Regions from separate parts of the Homo sapiens genome. Here all the other regions are linked to region 1. The links are chromatin loops, found by intact Hi-C in ENCODE. Cell type or tissue: natural killer cell. All regions are shown on one strand.

Evidence for each region. Hi-C counts contacts between places; a loop is a spot of excess contacts. Peaks named below come from ENCODE experiments on the same cell type or tissue, not always from the same donor. Only the 100,000 strongest peaks of a DNase experiment are listed, where the experiment ranks them.
Region 2: it touches region 1 in a loop (2.9-fold over the local background); 32 of 110 quality-filtered maps call a loop at or near these places.
Region 3: a loop joins it to region 1, with 11 times the contacts of the local background. A loop is called at or near these places in 34 of 110 quality-filtered maps.

The regions. Positions count from the first base shown.
Region 1 is chr5:88,138,126-88,146,125 of GRCh38, forward strand. No RefSeq gene overlaps it. Among named protein-coding and RNA genes, the nearest start is that of TMEM161B, 130 kb to the right of the region's middle. RefSeq lists enhancers at 2,950-3,451, 7,621-8,000 and a silencer at 3,314-3,363. In natural killer cell, a CTCF peak has its summit at 3,529 (motif pointing right); DNase peaks (open chromatin) are centred at 2,776, 3,446 and 4,346; H3K4me3 peaks cover 1,884 bases; H3K27me3 peaks cover 5,500 bases.
Region 2 is chr5:88,247,259-88,255,258 of GRCh38, forward strand. All of the region lies in intron 1 of TMEM161B (transmembrane protein 161B), which reads right to left. Among named protein-coding and RNA genes, the nearest start is that of TMEM161B, 18 kb to the right of the region's middle. In natural killer cell, no CTCF peak of the experiment used is centred here; a DNase peak (open chromatin) is centred at 4,043.
Region 3 is chr5:88,265,534-88,273,533 of GRCh38, forward strand. It overlaps TMEM161B (transmembrane protein 161B), which reads right to left and starts at 3,312. Exons shown (of 12, transcript NM_153354.5): 1 at 3,188-3,312. The coding sequence starts at 3,190. It overlaps TMEM161B-DT (TMEM161B divergent transcript), which reads left to right and starts at 3,349. Exons shown (of 3, transcript NR_039995.1): 1 at 3,349-3,494; 2 at 4,993-5,052. RefSeq lists enhancers at 3,099-3,598, 3,289-3,478. In natural killer cell, no CTCF peak of the experiment used is centred here; a DNase peak (open chromatin) is centred at 3,438; H3K4me3 peaks cover 1,767 bases; H3K27ac peaks cover 1,515 bases.

The DNA of each region.
Region 1 (8,000 bases):
TGTCATCCTCTATCAAATGTATGGGGATACTGCCTGCAAGTAAACCTCCACTCAGACCTCAGAAAGCAAAGGTCAATCTTTCAAGGAGAATTTAGGAAATATTTAGAAACAAAGAATAATTCCACACTAGGAAAGTCATAGGTGCTCAAACAGTAAGAAATTTAAATCCTCCACTACATATATGTAAGTTCACACATGCTGGTCATCAGCTGGCATCTTTAGTGAGTATCTTCTATTGAACTCACTACAAGTAAGTAAGCTGAAGGGCAATTTCTGAAATACTGTGAACATGTGTGTTTTTCTATATAGTTGGCTGGGTAGGTTCTTACCTAGCTCTACACAGTATTTAACACCAGATTATAGATTAGCCTCTCAGGGGAAATAATGGTACACACTTATTATATGTAATATAATAGCCATTCACAGAAGATCCCCATTATACATGACAGCAATGAACCCAGTCCCTGGAATTAAGAAACTGTACATCAGGGCTGGGTGTGGTGGCTCACACCTGTAATCCCAGCACTTTGGGAGGCTGAGGCGGGCAGATCACAAGGTCAGGAGATCGAGACCATCCTGGCTAACATGGTGAAACCCCGTCTCTACTAAAAATACAAAAAATTAGCCGGGCTTAGTGGCAGGCACCTGTAGTCCCAGCTACTCAGGAGGCTGAGGCAGGAGAATGGCGTGAACCCAGGAGGCAGAATTTGCAGTGAGCCAAGATCGCACCAGTGCACTCCAGCCTGGGCGACAGAGCGAGACTCCATCTCAAAAAAATAAAATAAAAAAATTAAAAAAAAACTGTACATCAGAAACAACTCAAATGGCCTTCAACAACTTTTAAAAGGATAAACCATCTGTGGTACGTTCATGCAATGAAATACTACTCAGCAATCAAAAAGAGCAAACTGTTGATACACCCAACAACACAGATGAAGATCAAATCCATTATGCTAGTAAAAAGAAGCCACACAGAAGAAAGCTACATACTGTATGATTCTATTTATATGACATTCTGTAAAAGGCAAAACTACAGGAATGGAAAACAGATCAGTGGTTTCCAGGGTTACAGGATATTGGGAGGGATTGACTGCAAAGGGCAGCACAAAGAAGTTTTGGGGGATGATGAAATTCTGTTTCTTGCTTGTGGTCGTGATTACATTACACACTGGTAAAACTCAAAGAATTTATATCCCTGAAAAAGTGAATTGTACTGTATTTAACCTAAATATCAAAAGTTCAAAAGCTTCACATAGTTTATATTTCTCATTCTCATGTATTCAAGAAGAAGAATTGTCTTTCAAATATTCCTACTAAACTCCTGCTTATCACTTTCAAGAACTTAGCTTCAAAGTTAGCTCTTCTGTAAAGCCTTCCCATACCTCTCTATGTTCTGGCTTCTTTCTAAGATTTTTTTAAGGAAATAAACATTACTCATATAGCCAATATCCATGTGGATAAAGGCTCCTTCTCTTCCAGGGGTCTCCCCCATGCTGGAGTTCGCACGCATTCTTCCCCAACATGCTTTTATACTTTTATTACATAGTTACGTACCAACAAATTGTTATGGGAAGGATAATTTTACGTTAATAGATATTAATATTGCATCAATATCACATTTTTTTTGAGACGGAGTCTTGCTCTGTTGCCCCGGCTAGAATGCAGCGATCTCGGCTAACTGCAACCTCCGCCTCCAGGGTTCAAGCAATTCTCCTGCCTCAGCCTCCCGAGTAACTGGGATTATAGGCGCCTGCCACCGCCCCTGGCTAACTTTTGTACTTTTAGTAGAGACGGGTTTCACCATCTTGGCCAGGCTGGTCTCGAATTCCTGACCTCGTAATCCACCCTCCTCGGCCTCCCAAAGTGCTGGGATTACAGGCGTGAGTCACCGCGCCCGGCCAATATCACATGTATTCTTTTGCAATTTGCTTTTTTTCATCCAACATTGCTTTTAAGATAGTCAATTCATAAAGAGTATTTCACTGTAGGGATATGCCAATACATTAATTCACTGCACTTTTGACAGATATTTAAGCTGTTTCCATGCTCCATGTTACACTGTGCCATATTTATCTGTTATTATATCTCTTCTTCTTGCAAGACAATGAGCAATTCCAGAACAGAAAGCATCCAGAATTCCTATCCCTTTCCCTAATTTCCGGTACACCTGCAAATCACTGCCTGCGTAATGTGTTTCGCATGGAAAAAGATGCTGTGTACCTGGCACACAATAAGCACCACTCCATAAAAATGTGTTGAAAGAATAAAAGCTGACAAAATGTTATTTTAAATCTTGCGGTCTCTACTCACTTCTCTGCGGTGTAAGATTTAAGGGGGAACTGACTCAATTCTCACTAAAAAGTCCCTTAGTATTCCAATGTGGACGTAGAGAGATCTATGAAACAAGGTCACTTCACAATTCTCTTGCTTTCGCGTTAGAGGATCTCAAAGCACTACACAAACCGCGATTTTCTCCAGTGATTTTTCCTCTCAATGTGCCTCAAGGTCAGTTCAGAGCAGTATTCAAAGCTTGAATACTCTTCACCAGCAGCTGTAAAGGGCCGGAAAACCAGAGTCTGGATGTAAATAACAGTAACAAACTATTCCCGGATCTTGTTTTTTCTTTTCTTTTCATGGGTCCCCGTTTGCGCTCTTAGTCGGCTTACCCGTCCTGTTCCAGGAGCCGACAGGGAACAGCCCACCTGGAGCAGGTCTTGGGCCACCACTCGCCCCGCCCCCCGTCTCTACTCCTCACTCGCTCTCCCCGCTCCTATTAAGCAGCCAACGCTGGGTGATCTCCTCTCCAGTTCTTCGTGGTTTCATTGTAGCCTTGATATACAAGACAAATGCACACTTTACTCTGGGCTTAAAAAACCATCTATCATCATCCTTTGGGCATGACAAATACATTGTGTGTTTCAGAGAAATTAATCTGGTATTTAGGGGGAGAAAGGCATTTCCAACCAGTCTCCGTGCAGAACCTTCCCGCAAACCCTGTAGCGGCATTTTTCGACACTTTTCTCCTCCTTTCGGCAAGCCTCAAACTTGACCTTCGAGAGGATTTTAAGGGTAGAGCCTTCCTCCCTTTCCCTCGTCTGCTCCAAGAGCTCACGTAGGCCTTCTTCTGGGAAACAGCGGCTCAGGACCAGAGCTCGGAGAACTGCGCGTCCAGGAGCGCGGGCGCGGCCGGGGAAAAGGGAGGAGGCGGCAGGAGGGGGCAGGAGGTGGAGGGAGGAGGAGGATCGGTCTGAATATGCATGAGGCACCCAGCACTGCCCTCTTCCCCGGCAGCTGCTCGGGCGGGGGCGAAGGAGGGAAGGGGAGGGGAGGGGAGGAAATGAGGCTGGGGCGGGGTGGCCAGAGCAGCCGCAGAGGCTGACGCGGGTTTGGAGAACGGAAGAGATGATTTGCATGGCGCCTGGTGATTGGCTGATGGCCGGGGGCTGGGTCTGAGAGGCGGCCCCTGAATGGTTTAACGGAGGAAATTACAAGATTCATTCGACTAAAGAAAGCCGGGGCGGGCCTGGTCGGCGCAATATGCAGCCTGTCCGCAAGGGGGCGCGATGGCCTATCTTTGTTCTGGTTAAAGGCTCCTTTTCCCTCCTCCCCCGCCCCCGCCTCCGCCCCCGCCCCCGCCCCCACCCCCCACACACAGACACACACGCAGAAAGTGCAGAGAAACCCTGTGATCCAGTCAACTGGCTCTGCCCCATCTATTAAGAAAGATGAACACTCCTTTCTCTTCCATCTCCTTCATGGGAGACCACTTTTCATTTCAGATTATCACATCAATAAATATTCTTCGAGGAATAAAAAAGGCACTTTGCCAAAAGATAAGAGAATATATATGCAATGTCTGGATTGTGGAGAAAGACAATACATGAAGGCAAGAGAATAGGCACATATATGTAAATATGCACATAATCACCTCCGAGAACGCAAAGCACGGGAGGTAGAGACAAACAGAACACCTGGAGAGAACACATATCGCTCACAAGGTTCTCACAGGCTGTGCACGCTCTTCCACACACCGAGGCACACACCCACTGACCGGCACGCAGTCTCCCCCTCCACACACACACACACACACACACACACACACACACACACACAGAGACGGACCTCAGAAAAGGCATCCAAATGAATTCACACTCAGTGGAAAGACTGCCGAGAAAATACTAGAGAAGAATTAAAATGGTTCATCCCCTCCCCCTCCAAAAAAAATACTCAAGCGAAATGACTCTATTTGCATAATACTAATATACGCAGGACGCAGACACGGGCAAGAAAAAAAAAAGGCTCCATTTGATGCACACCAGAGAATGGGTGTATACACACACACACACAAACACGCACACACGCACGCGCGCCTGCGGGCGGGACACACCCACAGCCTATGTCCTCCGCCCACGGGCACGGGCAGAGCACCGATGCCATCAACAGCGCTCAGTACAGTTGTCCAGAAAACACCAATGCGAGAAAAACGAAAGAAACCCACCCTATTCAGCCAAGGAAGCACCACTGGGGAACCTAGGTTTTCTAAACACACACGCATACACAACAGGCACACACACACAACCTTGTTAGACAAGAGAGTTGAGTTCAAAGATATAATAGATGCACAATGGATAACTGAGTGCTGGAGAATGTCATCCGCTTAAACAATACTTTGAAATTGTTTCAGCCTGAAGACAGCTTTCTGGGTTGCTCCCTGAAAAATCATACCTAAGAAAAATAAAATCTCATTGATCCTGCTTTCCTTTTACTTTCTTTTTTCTTCTTTTCTTTTTATTTTTCAATGACCGAATAGAGGGAGAATTCCCTTTCCTCCAAAGGAGGGTAGCCCTGTTTTTGTTTTTTGAGTCCATGAACTTACTGTTCATTTCCTAGTGAAGAAGGTGCCAGGGAGCGGTCCTCGGCAGCCTCCCAGCCAGACAGCGCCACAAAAAGGCATTATTACACATCCCAAATAACAAGGGTTGTCTATATATTTACAAATCTGTTCAAACATTTAACCTTTTAACTTGCTAAATATCCCCCTCTTCTCTTTCTTTCTTGCGCTCTCGGCTCTCCCCCCTTTCTGCTTTCTCCTCCTTTTCCTTTCTCTTTCTAAAAGAGCTAGGGATGGGAAGCGCCTTTTCTTGAGTCTAAAATGAGTACAGGGACTCTGGGCTGTACCTGACCCTTTTTGAATGCCAATTTCGTTTTCAGGCAATTGCCTCTTTGCCAGCCAAAAGATCGGGATTGGATCACCAGGGCTACCTTTTTAAAGTAGAAGCTTCTATGTTGCCTTTCAGTTTTTAAACTGCCGCGGAAAAGCATCCACTAAATCGGAGGGATTTTCCAGACCTTTTAAAAGTTTCCAGTACCCCCAATCCGTGATGTTTCCTTCCGCGTTGCACCTCCTGCCCGTCAAGTGACTAGTAGAGGGTATCTTCTAAAGACAGCCAGAAAGTTTCGACAGTGTTTGGCGACCCAGCCAAGGCCGGGGTGACGCACACTCCTACTGCAGGGGCCAATTTGGAATTCCATCTTTTAGCATTTCTTACTGCCCAATCTTTTCTTATGAGACTAATAACCTCATTCTCAGGGCCAATGTAAAATGTGAAACTATAGAGCATGTGGGCCTTTAATGCAGCAGAAGAGTTAGATTCCTCAAAAATTGGGGCATTCTTACTTTGCTGCACGAAGAGAAAAGGAAACTTGTGCCTGGGCATGGTGGAAAGGCGCAGGCGGCGGGCTACCGATCCGGGCGGTGCCAACGCCCTACTCTGCAGCCAGGTGCCCTGGGTGGGCTTCCATTCAAAGAACCCACAAACACCCTTATCCCAGGATCTTCACTCTTCGCCCAGGACTCTACTGTGAAGAAATTTAAAGTGGCCTGGAGGGGCTTCCCCCTGCCATTCTGAGTTTCCTTTTCTAAAATAAAAGAATTGCAAGAAAAATCCATTGCCTTTGAAGTTGAAACAGAAAGGGTGACTTCTTGTTGGCATATTTTCTCTGGCCTAGAACAATGACTTTATTTATGTATTTGTTTGTTTGTTTGTTTCTGGGTAGTGGAAAAAATGAAACTGCAGTTTAGCGAGACATCATGCGTGTCTCGGATTTGTTCAGGTGTCCATAATATTTCAGCCTCTACCAGCTTTAGATGAGTGTTAGCCTCTGAGGTGCCCCACCCCGGATCGGCCCGAAAGCACCCGAGAAAACCCAGCCCTCACCTTGGAAGCTTGCCTTCAGCAAACTCCAGTTGGGTTTACACCTCTCGGTGGTACAATAGCCCGGAGCCCATGGGTATCCGCTAGTCGCTGACTCTGAAATGCGCCGGTCTGCGAGGTAATAATGACCGTTGCTTGCGGCTGTCAGGGCTGGCACGCCGCACCAAGGGCACTCAGGGCCGGCCAAGCCTTGAACAAGGGGAAGGGGGATATGGATAACGTATACGTTTTAAAGAGGTTTACTGAAAACTTTTACAGATCCCACATAAGAGATGGAAGGAAGGCTAAGTGAGTTTAAAAAAAAAAAAGTGTGTTTACTCTTTGTACCATGACAGATCCGGGAGGAAAAACGGTGGCACTAGATTATTATGCGGTGCTTTCTGTAAAATGCCATCAATTTCCATGCTCGTGTGATGGTCAGGACATTTCCCCCTATTGCACAAACCCCTTATGAAAACTGCAGGCAGTTTAAGAGTTTTCCTGTTCTTCCTGATCAGAAAAGATATTCATCCAGAGACATTATCTAAATCTGCAAAAGAATGAAGGCTGCTTGTCATTCGTCCTTCGTCTCCAGTAATGTGTGCCATCCAATTAGAAGCAATTTGAGCAATCAAGGCCGTTATGGGAGAAGCGGGTGTTAAAAATAGGTTTTCTATAGCCTGAGAACTCTAATTCGGAAGAAAATCTAAAATTACATATGTATCATTTCTTTATATAAAATAAATATATAATCTGAGTGTCTCCTGTTAGCTCTTATTTTTTCCTCCATGGTCCCTCCCCTATTGCCTGCCTTCCTTTTGGGAATTCATAACAAAAGTCAAGAGTAAAGCTCAGATGAAAAGGGAGTAGGGACCCTAAAAAAGTCTTTCTGAGACCTAACGAGAGGCTCTGGAAGGGGCTTGGCCCAATCTTTCCGGGGCTCCCGGCTGCCGTAGCGTCCCTGATAGTGGTTGTTATCTGACTTTCATCCGCGGTGGGCGGAAAAGTCCCAAAAGTAGTGTCCCGAGATGGAGGGACCCTCATGCCTGGAGTCGAGTAGTATGACCCCGGGACCCCGGGGGTCAGGGATAGTGGGCTGAGAAGCTGGCCTGTGGGTCACTGGAGGCAAGTCAGAACAGCTGCTGACACGCGCGTTCATCTTGGGGGGTTAAGGGATGCAGAAAAAGAGCTAAGAGGATGTGTTGGGAGTAAGTGGGTAAGTAAAACATGTTTCCAAGCAGAACACGAGAGTACAAAATTTTAAAAAGCAAAGCGAAACAAAGCATAGACTCCGTGCAATGTCCTCTAGCAGCAGCAATGTGCTCAGGGTGTCACATCTTACTCATGTCCCGCATTCCCAAGGGGTGAGCGCAGAGTAGATCCAGGTAGGGACCTGGTGCCCAAGTGCACCAGTGGCGGACTCTGGCGCCTCTTATTTACATTAAACCTGTCCCTCAGCATTCCGTTTTAAGAGGCGTCTTTACTCTCTCCAGCTCTCAGAAGAGAGTTGAAGAGAGCGGGTCGGGAAACCAACAAGAGCAAAGTTGGCAGAACTTCTAGAAGTGCAGAGCCAGCGCTTGCTCTTCTTGCAGGCCCCAGAGTTGGAACCCACTCCTGATCATTTGATGCCTTTGGCCAGCTGGGTCAAAGTTATCTGGAAATGAATGGTGTTCAAAGTTAAACACCTAAAACCTGAACCCTGAAAGCCCTGGCGGGCAGGAGGGGCGGAGAGGAGTCGTTCACTATACTAAGCCGAGCTCTGGGCCCAGAGCAACAAGAGTCGCTGAGGCAGGCAGGAAGTACCCC
Region 2 (8,000 bases), 110 kb after region 1:
TTATTAATACTGAAAATAAAACTCTAAAAACTTAAATACAAACGTGCTGCAATTTATAAATTCAAACTTTGAGTACTGTGTCAACCTCAAGAGTTGACATTTATGTTTCATTAAACTAGCTCTCCTGCTGACAGATCAAAACAAAGCATACATTGTTTACTACTGAAAGGCATATCTGCATATATACTTGGGACTCAGACCACCCCAAATGGTTTCAGTTATCTCCCTAAATATGTTAGAAAAGAGAAAATAAAAAAGAGGATATTATATCCCAATGACCTTCCTATTCATTTGTTTCTTGACTGTTTACATGTTTTAGAGACAGCAAGATATGTTGAGACAGACTTCTTAGGGATGCTCATATAATTTATACTCCAAAAGAAGATGTAAACTGCCATTTCAACCCAAGTTCACATAAAACTTAGAATTCACACTAGATGTATTTAAACAAACCATCTTTGAACAATTTATGTATAAGGAAAACAGGGTCCAAACAACAAACATCACTCAACTACCCGGTTACTGATGTATCTGGCACCCAGACAATTTCCAACTCAATGCTTTTTTCACCGGTCTATTTGGTGTATTCAATGAACATTTATTGAACAACAAACTACATGTGTGGGGCACTGGACCACTAACAATGGGGGAAAAGCACACATTACAATACAATTGTAAAGGTACTGCAACTGTAATTGCTTACAATACAATGTAATAAGACAGGAAGAGGATTCTATGAGAAATTATTGAGAGCAAAAAGGTGTAAAAGGGCATTTTGGAAGGTAATGCATGAGTCAAGACACAGTGGACTGAAGTTTTGAGAATCATCGGTGATATCTGCCTCACATGGAAAGATCCAGATAAAAATCAAGGATCCCATTTTTACACCAAATCCTGGGTCCCCAAAAGACAGAAACACTACAGAACAAAATAGTGAATTTAACTGCAAGGACATTTTTCCAAGGCTGGTGGCCAGCCCCAAGCCAATCAGCCCATTCTTCCCACAGGAGTCTTACTTCTCAGCGGGAGGTAGGATGTTTCCATACCTTCCAGGTGGTCAAAAGCATGCTTTTCTTATCTAAACATGCAAAAACCTGAATATCCCCTACGTAACTGCCATTAGCCATCCCTAAAAGTATATCGCCTACCTAGCTATTACACACCAAGCTAAAAGTTCTCTCATAATGCCAAGTAATTTCTGATGTCCCCAAAAGTAAAAAAAGTCAGATAACACTACACAAAACAGAGCAGCAACTTTGATTCTGAGAGGGATCGCTCTGCTTACAATTCTTGCGGTTCCATGAGGAAAACAGAGATTTCTTCCAAAATTGTGGTACCTCTGTTTTTCCCAGGGAGACCCAGGCTGCTAGAAATTGCCTTAGGTTATCTCATGTGGGCATCATGGGTAGTAAGAGGACAGACAGAAGCAAATGGAGAAACAATTCAGTCGACTGAGAAAAAAAAAAAAAAAAACAACTTTTCCTCAAAAAAACAAGATCCAAGAAGACAAAAAAGCTTATAAAGGCCTTTTAAATATATGTATAGCTTACCTACCAGCTTTTAATTAACCTGACTTTTAACCATAGAGCTCTTTTAAGGAAATCCTTTTAAATCTCTGTTTACCACACTCTAGCCAGGACAAACAGATGACACCTCTGGCTTTTAAGCCTTCTTTTTTTTCCCCAGTAAGCCTTAACTAAGATTATGACTTAACCACTGACACATTAGGTATTTCCAAAGAAATGGAAAGTGGTTTTACAAATGGCAAAAGTAGCACAAAGAAAGGAAAGTTTTGCCACGCAAACTGGGTACAACTCACATTTAGGTCTGGCCACATTCTCCAGAGTCTCAGTTTCCCAGCTAACCATCTACATACAAAGGCCTCAAAGCCCTGTATGCCCTCCACAGAAAGAAAGCAGGAAATGGAAAGCTGTCCATGGGAGGGAAAAGGGTCAATAAGAGGCAAAATGTCTCATAAATGTCAAACCAGAAAGGACTCAGTCCCTAAGCCAGGTATTGAATCCAGGCCATCATCACAAAAGGTAAAAGCCTTAGCTACTGAGCTTCAGTGCTGGGCAGTCACCATTACTCTTCCCAGAAGGAGCCTAGCACAGTCATTTTTGAGCTTGCAAAGCATTTCTAACTGCACAAGGGGATTCTCAAGGCTAGTCATGACACTGTTATTTAACCTCTTTTCAATTGTTTGGAATACAAGATTTCTAAAATCTTTTTTTCTTTCAATCTTGCACGTAGTTCCAATGGCAACTCAACCCAAAAACTTTTTTTAAAACTCAGATCGTAATTTTCCAGGTTTTTACCATATAAGCAAGAGGTATTTCCAGAGAAGGAGTAGAGGAAGCATCCCTACTCCCCAGAATTATTATCCCCAATAATTCTCTCAGAAAGAATGGGCTTAAGATAGCAAAAGACAATAAAAGGCCCATAGGGATGGGACCTTTTAAGACAAAACTCACTGAAGGACTGGATACACTGGGGCCGAAAGTGTGCTGGCCTTTCTCAGACTTCCAGTCCTTTCAGATCAGCTGTTTCACATGAACCCCAAAACTCCCACCTCCAGATGGCAGAGACCAAGGGAGTATCCCCACGTGGTCACAAAGTCAAGCTCCAAGGACACAGAAGAAGACAAGAGGGAAACCTCATCCCATTTTTGCCTCAGGAACCCACAACAAAGTTTTAACTAACCAATCTGCAGGGCCAGCTGGACCAGCAGGCTTGCAGGGGTCCTATATCTATGTTCTATCCTATGGTATCTTTCACCATGATAGAACAACACAGAAAGACACCAGATTCATTACAGCCTAAGACTAGACTCATAAATCTTTTTTCCCATTAATCAAAATCTTGCAAAGGAGACAAACAGTGATTTTTACCATTCACTCTGCCAGTTTGCACAGAGAGAGAGAAAGAGAGAGAAAGAGAGAGAGAGAGAGAGAGACCGAGACCAGAAGCCTGGCTGGTAAGAAATTCTTACCTTTTTGTTAGCTTGCCAGGTTTCTGGTTCCCTCTTCCTGAGTGGCTTTGGTGACCCTGCATGCTCTGCTATAGCTGTGGGGGCCAAGACGTGTTACAAAAGAAAAATCATCCTTTTTCCATTTCATAGAACTATAAAAAGCCTATCATTAATATTTCCCATTCCAGCCAGAGTGATATACATATAAGAACACAGACAAAGACAGACAAGAGGCCTCTCAGAACCAGAATCCTGACCAGAAAAGTGTTTTTCCAAACAAGCCCCTGTTCTCCATCTAAGTGGAGAGAAATCTCCCTAAACCAAGACTCTCTGTACAATCTAAGGAGAGCTAGGTTGGCCCAAAAGGCGCCAACCAGAACAGGAGAAGGAAGAGGATGTTGGTAGTGCTTTGTACACTCACCAGCCTAGTTTAAAGACATCTTCCAGTAACTGTTTCTTCACTGCAATTAGGCCCAAGCACTATGGGTTGACCGCGTCTCATTGGCAGAGACCGTATCAGAGATGGCCCTCAGTTCGAGACAAATAAGAAACGCCCGAGCTCACTCCCAGTTCCATTGTACCAGTGGAAGGCTGAGAGATAGCAGACAGGCACCCAGAAGGGCAGATCTTGGACAAGCCCCTAAATGTGTAATTGCCTGATGGGCTCTTCCTGACTGCTGCATAGACAAAATCAACTTACAGAGATCACGGCACTGCAATAAAGAGTTTAATTAATGCAAGGCCAACTACATGGAAGAAATGGCTCAACTGACTGAGTGAGACTGATTTGAGTGAGAAGCGACTGATTTGAGTGAGACTGATCACTGCCCAAAGTCTCAGAGGCTAAAGCTTTTGTGGACAATTTGGTGGACAGGGGGGCTAGGGAATGGAGACTGCTGCTTAGTTGGGGATGAAATCATAGGGGTAAAGAAAACGGTCCTCATATACTGAGTCTGCCTCATATACTCAACTGGGCCACAGGACCAGATGAGTCATGAATCATGGGTCTGCATGTGGTTAGTCTGAAAAACATCTCAAAAAAACCAATCTTAGGTATTACAATAGTGATGTTATCTGTAGGAGTAACTGGGGAAGTCACAAATCTTGTGACTTCTGGCCACATGACTCCTGAGCAATAAGGGATTATAAAAACTACACCTACATCTTAACAGAACTCAAGCTCCTCCCACAATTCTAATCTTGCGGTCTTTCACTAGTCTTAAAAGGCAGTTTCAGATTGTTTCAACAGGGGGGATTAGTTTTAGGAAGGAACTATTATCATCCTAGCTTCAAAGTTAAACTATAAAATAAATGCCTCCCAAGGTTAGCCTGGCCAATGCCCAAAAATGACCTAGAACAGCCTGGAGGTTAGAAGCAAGATGGGAGTCAACTATGTCAGATTTCTCTTGCTGTCATAATTTTGCAAAGGTAGTTTCAAAAAGAACTATATATCAATATAACAAATGATTTATGATCTTAAACAATGTTAAAAATCACTGTAAATCCAAATTATGTCGCCACAGAAATTATATCTATAAATAGAAAAAGCATATGAAAATTCAACTAACAAGAACATGCTGTCTATCTAATATACATCCAGTATCTTCCTGGCTATCATCAGGCACTTGGCACAAAGATGTTTGTGTTCACTGTTATATCCCAAACACTTAGAGCAATGTCATTTAGAATAGTTGATGGCTCATAGTAGCACACTTGATTACTTGTTGAATGAATGAACAGGGCTACTATAAAAGAATTTGTCTTAACAGAGCTTAAAACCCAAGATTAACATATTACGTAACAATAAATATACATATTAAAATAATATTTGAGCACAAAATTGCACGGTACTATGAATATGGGTTGTAGAATTTTTTTAAATTGGATAAAGTTTCATAGAGTAGATGAAACCTAAAGACAGAAACTAAAATCACAGAAAAGTAAAGAGAAGGGAATTTCAGGCTAAATGACAAGTGTGAACACAGAAGGTATTTGCAACAGCAAAACGCCTACCTCAACCAAAGCAAACTTACTAAATAAAAAGGAACTGTGGAAAATAGGATGAAGACTGAATTTTAGCTCCTTGAGTCTTTAAAACCAAGAGAAGGTATTTAGCTGAAATGTTTAATAGAAAGATCACCTAGGACTTCTAAACAGGCAGGGGCAGGGAGCTGAAATAATTCAAGTAACACATAATGAAAATTAGATATAGCGATATATTAATCAATTAAAGATAAAAACTAAGAATAAGATAAATGTCGTTGAAACAAAAGGAAAGAACAAAAATCTACTTCAGAAGAAAATCAAACTCTGAATGTGACTGAACATAAAGTATAACAACTGTAGAATAAAACTGAGGAATGTTTCAAAGGTTATTTCAAGATGTTTTAGTTTGGATGATTGGTAGAATACTAGAACCACTGACGGGAAAAGGTGTAGACTGAAAGAAACTCACGAAGAAGGCTGACAAGCTTCAGATAGGCCTCCCAAGGAAAGCACCTTGGGTGCATCCTCGGCTTTTCCGAACACACGGCAAATAGGCTTTTGCTAATACATAAAGGATGATCAATCTTTATGTATTGGAGACTGGTTGTAATAAGTTTGTAAGAGTTTTGTCACTTAACATACAGTGAAACAAACTATGAAGTGGATCAGATATTTAGGTTTACTAAGTGTTCCATTCGATTACTGTCTTAATGATATACTGGAAGCCAAATTAGAAACAGGATGCTTGGTGAGTAGTGATTTAGGGCAGAAAGCAGCAAATATCATTAAAGCATATTTCATTCAAGGAGTGATGAAAGTCTGATGAAATATACAAAATACCACACTAGAGGGTAGAATACTCTCAAACCCCAAATAATTTTGGGTAAATTACATTCAATTCTAGCTATTTTTATTGATACACTCTTTCTTTAGATAAAACCTATCTAAAAATTACTCTCTTTGGATATGTAAATACCATTAATTTGGCTACAATCTAGTCTACCATGGGTCCTGGAGGGAATACTTAACTTATTTCTTTCATCGTATGTGGATTTTATCAAACACTTTAAGTGTTAATCACTCCTCACTGCCACCTACAAATAAAATATAAGTGGTATGGTAGAGATCAATCTCCAGTGTTATGGGAACACTCCAATAGAGTGATTAAATATACAAGGGAAGTCTATGAAATACTGGTTCACAGAGGTGACATCCGAACTAGTTTGACAAGGTTAAAAAGAGTATTCCACTATCAGAACAGGAAAGGAAGAGAAGGTCAGGCAGTTATACCTACCCGTACAAAGACAAGGAGAACAAATGGCACAATCCAGAAATAATGTGAAGTTCCACATGGCTAGACTTTAGTATGGGTTGCACACAATGGATTCTTCTGCAAGTACTTGGAAATAATCCCAGGATATAAAGCCTGGAAGTAACCAAATCAAATATGTTTGGAGAAATGACTCTGCAACTATAATGGGAAAAATAAATTGAAGGGGTAAAAGTAATTGGAAGCAAGGAACTATATTAGAAATCCACTGAAATAGTCCAAGCAATACCATAAAAGCTTGAAGCAAAACAGCTTTTAAATCAAAAGCAAAATTTTTAAAATTAAAACTTTTAGAGAAAAAATAAATTAGGCATGAGATTAGTAATTATCTCTGTAAGTTTCAGTAAAATAAGACTTAGGTGATTATGTAAAGATAAAATGGAAATAATGGGCATAATCATTGGATAAACTAAGCAATAAAAGAAAAATCTGACAGTTACTAGAATACATATATATATAAAATATATTTATTATAAGAGAGAAATGTACATGCTTGAAGCAAAAGGGAAGGAACCAACATTAGGGAGGTGCTGAAGAGTTAAATGTGGGAATTTAACTGCTTAAGGGTCAGAAATAGATGAGATCAAAAACATAAAAAAGTTTATCTATTACAAGATCTCATATATCCTACTGAATTGAAAGCACATATAGGTATGGAGATGTATTAATTCTGAAAACAGAGGTCTCACAGTTTATATGAATTTGATCAGGGTAGTTGAAAAACTAGGTCAACGTTCTAGATGTCCTACCTTCCAGTAGATAGAGTTATTTGAAGAACTTATTATAGATTATTTCAAATTTCAAAATTCAAAATTCTCAGATCATCTCCTAAGAACCACAATGGGGTAAGGAGTTGAGCTGTAAAAGAAAGGAGAGGAAGAAGGGACAGCTAAAATTTGTGAAAATTTTGACAAAAGAGGAACATAGAATTGATTGAATGATTGCCAAGCACCTGCAAATCTGCATGATTCAGCATATTAGGTAAAAACATCAGAAAAATGATTGATTTAGCAGGATGTGGTGGCTCATGTCCATAATCTCAACACTTTGGGAGGCCAAGGCAGGAGGATTACTTGAGGCAAGAAGTTCAAGACCAGCCTGGGCAACATAGCGAGACACCCTTCTACCAAAAGTAAAAACAAAAAAATTAGCTGAGTATGGTGGCATGTGCTTGTAATCCCAGCTATTCAGAAGGCTGAGGTGAGAGAATCACTTTAGCCCAGTAGGTTGAGACTGCAGTGAGCCATGAGTGCACCACTGTACTCCGGCCTGACAAAGTGAGACCCTCTGTAACTGTAAAAAAAATTTTAAGGGAAAAAAAAAAAAAAGATTGATCATCATGGGACATTATACAGGTTACAAGAATAGGAAAATCCAGGATGATTAAGTGGGTAATCAAAAGAACCAAAGAAAGCACCAAAATGGACAAGGTTTGAAAGAAAAATTTGAAGAATAACCACACCAAGATCAGGGTCTTCAAAGGAGGAAAAAAATGTCATGTCATAAGATAAAAACCAGAATTACCACTCTGGCAATGTGACTAAGAGGTCTAGAAACTTGAGAAGAAAAGTGTGATGAAACTATGTATGTGGAACTGATGGACCCAAACTGGGTTTTTGAAGATGGTTATTTCCAATAGGTTCTTTGGTAGGTCTGAGGACTGTCTAATCCAGAAGAGAAATTCTCCCATATAATGCCAAAGCTGATAAAAGC
Region 3 (8,000 bases), 130 kb after region 1:
CCACTCACCTCCTGATGTGCAGCCCAGTTCCTAACAGGCCATGGACCAGTACAAGTCCACAGTCCCAGGGGTTGGGAACCTGTGACCTACTACATGACCCAACCTGCTCTCAGTTAGAAATAATTTCTTTCCACTGTACTCTTTGAGCCTATTATATGTGTTTCTCTTATAGCATTTACACACTCTTCCCAACACTCCCCTCCACTCCCCTCAAAAAGAAAACTTTTCATCAAATCCAATTGATTATGGCAAAGGTTTATAACCTCCCCATGGCCTACTCTCCCACACCTGCCCACAAACCATTGTTCAATTACAGCAGTAAGTTACTACAGGATGATACACAGATGCAAGCCGTGATATCTGCAATTCCAGGAGCTAGCTCTAATCTACCTATCTTCCACAAATTAGCTTGAATGGTAGAAAGATTTATATTTGATCAAAGTTGGTCTGTAATTTTCAAAAAGGAAAGTGCAATAGAGCAAATGGCTTTATTCCATTAGTAAATTTCCTATAGACTTGTCTTCACAACAACTTGAAAGCATAAAAATTAAGCGTGAGTTCAGTATTTTCAGTCTGGATCATAATCCTATTCTCCTTCATTCATAATACAAAAACCTTGTTATAGGCACAGGTATCTATTGAGTATCGGTATACATAATGTATGAGAGAATGAGAGCACAGAATTAGTTTATCATTGATTAAAACAAGAATTAAATCAAAACATTCCAAGAGTTGTGTTCCATTCTGGAGCAGTATTTAAGACAGTAGTGAAAGACTTGGCCAAATATACAAAGATTCCAAGTACTATCTATGTGACTTATGAAAAAAATGAAAAAGAGAATGATAAAAGAAATCAAACTTAAGCCAAAATGGCATGGAAACAAAACAGTGGAAATCAGACTAACTTTTATTTAATCTGAAACATGTAACTATCCTCAAAAATGTTGAGTAGTCATGGAATCATAAATTTAAGAAGGTGCTTTAATACCCATCAAGTCCCACTTCTCTTACCCAGGAGGAATTTGGAACTCTTATCAAAATTGAGTGACTTTTCCAAATCCATATAACTAACAATGGGCAGAATCTGGGTCCTCTGGGGTCAATACTAATGTTCTTTTCATAATATCATTAGGCCCCAGCAATGCAAAACAAGTTCTGATTTCAACAAGCTGAATCCTCAATAAATTCAGCCCATGTTCACTTCATTTAATGGTTAAACTCTTCCCTTTGAAAAATTCCAAGCATTAACCACACTTGCATATACAGACATTATCAATTTCATAGCTGGGAAAGATAAAACTCAGCCAAGATAATTAGCTCAGAAATATAAGCACTTCCAGAAGGAAAAGAGCCAACTAGTTAGTTCCAAAATGACATTCAGAAAAACAGCATAAGATTACATTAGTTCCAAACATTAACCATCTCTTTTGAACCGACAGGATAAGCAGGATTCTACTTCTAGTATTCCAAAACACTGAGAACAAGTTCATGTTCAGCTTTTCTGTGACTATGATGAACTTAAGTATTTTAATTATACTTTACCTTCAACTTTTCAGACCAAAAAGTCAAAAATTAATCTTAAATTTAAAAAATGAAAATATGAGTTTTAGTCCAGACTGCCAAACTACTGTTACTTTAGAAAAATCACTGTCAATTTCTAGACCCCAGATTCTTTCTTCTGTAAAAATGGGGATGGAAGAGTGATTACTAGGCTTTGGTTTCTCCCAGTTCTGTTTTCCCTATCCTTGTCTAATTTCACTGATACAAAAGAAAAACAACTTTCTTAATACAAACCATATTATTCACTGAGGCTTAAAAAAAAAAACTTTAAAGAGATAGGTTATCTGGTAAAGTGCACCAGGAACTACATTATTTTGAAGGTCTTTGTTCTACATTCAGCTAAGTTTCTAAAAGTCATTCAAAAGCCAATCACCACACACATTAACTGAATGTTGGCAATATTTGGCCCTGAAAATATAAGACAAACTGAAGCTAAATTCCAGGACAGAAGCCTCTGCAAGTGAGGGTTTGAAATCTTGTATACGGTGAAGAAACTGACAATAATGAACTTCACCAGAGCCCCGTGATCTTGAAAAACAGCAAAGGTTAAGAAACCCCTTGCCCCCGTTTGTGTTCTGAGAAATTGGCTTACTGCAAAGAATCATCTTTCCTGTAGAACTTAGATAAGACTAAGGGTTGATCCATACCCCCCTACCCCTTGTTTACCTATAACAAGGCCATAACTAGACCCTTCTAATTCCCATCCTTTGCTTCGTAAATGACTTGCTGAAGTACCTGTCCCACAGATCAATCGGAACAAAATACTTATTAACCAAACTTTAAGATTCTCTTCTCTCGGGTACCTGAATTTTGTCCTTCCCTCAGTCTGAAACAACATATACAAACCTCTCCTAACAGCTCCTCCTCAGAATACATGGGCTCAGGGTAAAACATTATCTGGTTACTGCCGGATCATACCCATATTTTCATCCCAATTCCTGACATCTTATTTACCCCTACCAACAAAAGACAAACCCTTTCTGCCTAACCTTTAAGGTGCATGCAAATCTTACGGTCATTCTCCCTACTGCAACAGTTCCTTCAACCTTCCTCCACACCCCTGCAATATTCCTTTCGAATAAAGTCTGTCCTTACTAAACTCGGGTTTTTTATTTGACACCCTTTTCAATTATGAAATGGCTAAGTGTAAAGAATAAGGGGACTACCGTTTCTTTAAATGACAGGTGTTGATCTTATACAAGGAGACCCGTTGTGTCCACCTGGAGAGGCTAAAAGCATTTCTAAGATCTGAAGTTCTTGGCCACTGTTCCGCGGATGGAGAAGGGGGCGCAGAAGAGGTGACTGACCCGGCAAGGTCAACTCTGGGATCACCTGGCGCCACAGGCCATACACAGTAAATGGGCCATGAACAGGCAGGCTACCCAGTCCATACTCCCTGACAGATACGCCCCTGCCTCCGGCCCGCTAGTCTCCCAGACAGGTAGGCGTAATGCTGCTTCCTCAGGGGCTCAGACACCCTGAGATAGGTGGTGGGTCCTACCCAGCAGCTCATCCCAACGTCTCAACTCCATTCTGAGCAGAGCACCTGATGGCTCTTTTCACAGTACTGACCTCCCCGCCCTTTTCGCCCCACCGTTGTCACTCCTGCCCTCACAGAAGAACTCACCATGGCGCCTAGGATAGGTCGTGGACCAGACACCCTGGAGTTGCCGGGGCAGTCCCAAACCTCTTACCTCCCGGTCCTTGAGCCGAGAGACTCTCAAACAGCGAAAGAGAGGGTCTTCCGGCTCTGCCGGAAGTTGTGCGCGCGCGGGACAGGAAGTTCCTCCCTTCTCCAGAGCGCCGTCGACCCCACGCCACGCAGAGGTGAAGATACGCAGGACGTCCTCTAAAGCAACTTCCGTGGGTGCCAGGTTGTGGGCTGGGGGCGGTGCTGACCTTGAGAGAGCGGAGGAGGCGCAGGCGCAGCACAGGTACGTGGGCGGGCGGATCGTGGTGGCTGCGCTTGCGAGGACCCTGAGGTAGATTGGGTGGTTTCAACAGGAACGCATCCACTGTCTGAGAGGTGACGGAGGCACACGTTGGTGTGGGGAGCGGGAGGGGAGAGGGAGGGGGGCGGGTGGGGGGCGGGAGGGGGCCAGGGGTGGGAGTGAGGGTGCGCGATGGGAGTCGACTCCAGACCCAGGTGATTTAGAGAGAGTAAAGACCACCTTTGGCCGTCATTTTGTCTCAGCTTAACTGACGCCCTCTTGTTACCCTCTAGTTTTCCTGACTCGGTCCCTTATTAGCATATCCTCATTTCCACAGACCTGTCCGTCTGTTGCTTCTGTTCCCTGCCTTAGTGGGTACCGTAGCTCTACCCTCCTTCCGGGCAATGGAATCTCATAGTGAGAAGTTTCTTCACTATTCACAGGTGGCAATTGAAGCCGGAAGAACATCTACCAAGAGCAGAGAACCCAGGAAGAAAATTCTGCCTCTTTAATACGTTCCAATATGGACGTTTTCCATATAGATACCTATCTATATAGATAGATGCTCTGGGATCTGACGGTCCTGGACACCTGTATGGCTGTGTGCTGTGGTCTTTGCCTAGCCTGCGGTTCACTTTTGCTCTGGCCACCACCTCCCCTCATGTACAAACCGCGTCTCTGCTCTGCCAGTCTTGGCCCCCGTCAGGCAGCGGTTCACTCCCTCACCAGGGAAGTCTAGATAGATAGATATAGATAGATATCGATCGATAGATATAGATATATATATAGATAGATAGATAGGTAGATATATGGATAGATATAGATATTTGGATAGATATGTAGACGTCTATCTATAAATATATCGATATATCGGGGTTCTCAGCCATCCCAAAGAAGCTTGCACAGGGCCAGTTGCTTTATGTCAGGAAAAGGGACACAGACTGAGTGTATGAGGGTTTTTTTTTTCTATAGATGTATAGATATTTATATCAGATGCAAATAAGTGAAACTCTCATACAACTTTTAATTTTGTGTTTTTTCCAAACTCTATTCCATTCAACTTTTTCTGCCTTTTTATTTGATTATAATGAGACATCGTACTGGAGGCAGGCTTGAAATGGATATACAGAGCACTTTCAACCCAGAAATTTGTCTCACGACTTGGGGTCCTTACTTAAGTTGTAGCTGTTAGTAATTTCATCCATGAATTCACTTTGTGCCATAGTGTGATGTTTTGTTATGAAGTTGGAATTGGGAAGGGAAACTAGGAAGTTTTGGGAGAAGTTAAGAAGGTTGAGTAGGCAGGCGTTGTTATAGATATTAAATTTCACCCTGCTTATCAAAGTACCTGGAGCGTATGGTATCCAAGCTGTAAATGGCCCAAAGGAATCGGGGTTCTCAGCCATCCAAAAGAAGCATGCACAGGGCCAGTTATTTTATGTCAGGAAAGGGGACACAGACTGAGTGTATGAGGGTTTTTTTTTTTGTTTTTTTTTTTTAGTTTAAACTTGATTTTGTGAGGGGACGAACAGCGTGACAATTAAAAGAAGATCTGGGAATCGTAAGTACTGACAGAATACCTGGAGGGAAGGTGGGACTGGAGAATAGTTTGTGAAACAGATCCTGCTGAGGATGAATCCAGAACTTCCTGAAGGGTTCCGCTTCTGCTGTGTAGGGACAAGGTTGTAAATAGACAAGCCACAGGCACCTGCAAATGGTAAGTGTGGTAGAGAGGGGCTGGAATTGCCTGTTGGTGTATCTGTGGGAAGCAGCTGCTATCCTTGAGGAAGAAAAGATGGAGAAGGTAAGTGGCTATCAACCTGTCAGAGACAACACATTCTGTGAAGTTGTACTCTTTCATTTCTGACACTGTGGTTCTTAATATCTGTCCTAAACCTGGCAGTCATTGAGGTTCGCAAAGTATCTCCTTCTATGTGACAGTAAAACTGGAATTACTATCAGAATGGAATCCATTCCTGCTAGAGTAAAACCATGAAAAGAAATCGCAGTTTTGATTATCTGCTTATCATTTTTAATAGATCACAGAGTGCAGTGTTCCTTATTTGTTGTATGGCAAGTTGATGAATAACTCTTGATTAATATCTTTTAATGTTCTGTTTCACACAGTTCTCTCAATTACATGTGAAAAATCTGTTATATAAGTAATGCTATTTAATGATTAAAATGGATATATGTTTTAAGGTAGTGCCACCCAGTCTTTTTTTTTTGGTAGAATAATATTATTATCTATTGGTTGCCTGCCTTGAAGTACAGTAATTTCTCTGTTTCCATTATTTAAAATAGGTGAGTGTCTTTGACAAAGATACAAAGAAAGGGGACAGTTATGAAAGGGAAGAAAAGATAGATGGAGATGAAAAGAAATTCAGTAGTTTCAGCAAGGGAATTAGGAGCATAATCTTTGAGAAAAGTCTTGGTTGCTTACCATTCGGGCTTTGTGATGAGTTGAAATGTCCTGAATGAGAACTGTTCTCAAATGCTTTCAAGACCAACAAAAAGTACGATACCCACACTGACCTGGAACTCTTTAAACCATTAAGATATATCACTTTTTCGCAGTTCAGTCCATATTTTTTGCAAAATGTTCTGCTTAGTTTTTCTGCTAAGAAATTACTGTTTCTGAACAAGGTTAAGTGTCGTATGCTTTCATTGTAGTTTTTTTTCCCCTAACATATACTGTTTTCCTAATTAGACTATAAATTCCTCCACAGCTGGGACCTTGTTTTGTTTTCTCGCCTTCCCCATAACAAATATCATTTAAGTGAATGTTGTAAACAGTTACTTCATTTAAATTGCCCTTAAAATGCTTTATGACAAAGACGTTATTTGTAGTAATACCTATAATGGTAAAAAGTTTGTTGCAGTCTTACAGACGATAAGATTGATCAATTGTTATATATGCTTAGTGGAATTTTATCTAGCTGTTCTAAAGAGCCATTAGACTAGTCTTTCTAATGGAAAATGTTTATTGTCTAAGTTAAAACAGCATTTGAGGCCAGGCACAGTGGCTCACTCCTGTTATTGCAGCACTATGGGAGGCTGAGGTGGGAGGATCACTAGAGCACAAGAGTTGGAGACTAGCCTAGGCAATATAGTGAGACCTCTTCTCTACAAAAAATTTAAAAATTAGCTGAGTGTGATGGGGTGTGCCCGTAGTTCCAGCTACTCAGGAGACTGAGGTGGGAGGATCACTTGGGTCCAAGAGGTAGATGTTGCAGTAAACCAAGATCATGCCACTGCACTGCAGCCTGGGCAACAGAGCAAGATCCTGTCTCAAAAAATTAAAAAGCATTTTATAGACTGCATGTTTGTGTCCCCCCTCCCTCCGCACCAGAATTCATATATTGAAGCCTTAATCTCCAATGACATGATATTAGTAGGTGGGGCCTTTGGGGGGTGATTAAATAATAAGGGTGAAGCCCTGCATGGGATTAGTGCCTTTACAACAAGAGACCCTAGACAGCTTGCTTCCACTCTTTCTTTGCTCTTCACCATGTGAGGACACAGCAAGAAAACAGACAACTACAAATCAGGAAGAGGGCCTAATTTGTGCCAACCATGCTGGCACTCTTCTCTAACTTCCCAGCCTCCAGAACTGTGAGAAATAAATTTCTGTTGTTTAAGTCACCCAGTTTATGGTAGTTTGGTTATAGTTGCCCATATTAAGACAGCAGGATGCAAAATTGTGGCCAGTATGATTGCTTTGACATGAAACAAATTTTAAGCACAAATTGCAAAAAGTAACCAAAATATATCAATCCCCACTGCTGGCATTAACACTCTAAAACAAACTTTGTATATTGGGGGATTTTATTTATTTATTTATTTATTTTTTTTGCTGACCATAGTGACTCATGCCTATAATCCCAGCACTTTGGGAGGCCGAGTTGGGCAGATCACTTGAGGCCAGGAATTCAAGACCAGCCTGGCCAACATGGCAAAACCCCCTCTTTACAAAAATATAAAAATTAACCAGGCATGGTGGCACACCCCTGTAGCCCCACCTACTTGGGAGGCTGAGGTGGGAGGATCGCTTGGGCCTGTGAAGCAGAGGTTGCGGAGAGCTGTGATGGCACCACTGCACTCCAGCCTGTGTGACAGAGCGAGACTATCTCAAGAAAAAAAAAAAAGGATGAGGATTTTTTTTGTTTTCAACATGCTTTTTAACATCCACTATATTACTCTCATCTTTCTAGGCTGGAAAAAAAAATGTTTTAAATGTTATTCTGAAGTATATTGCAACCTTTAACAATTCAGTAGACTTCTGAATTTTTATTTTCATGTAGCTTACCACAGTTGTATCTAGGAATATATCACATAGCTGATTAATTGGTGAAATAACCCTTGCAATTTTACACAGGTTGTACAGTGCACATTTTCAAGGACCACTCACATACATCCATTTGATATTTTTTGGTATCAAGAAAGTCTTTAAACAATCAGTACCACCAATAGCAGTAAAAAGACAAAACTGTCTGAAAGTACCTATCT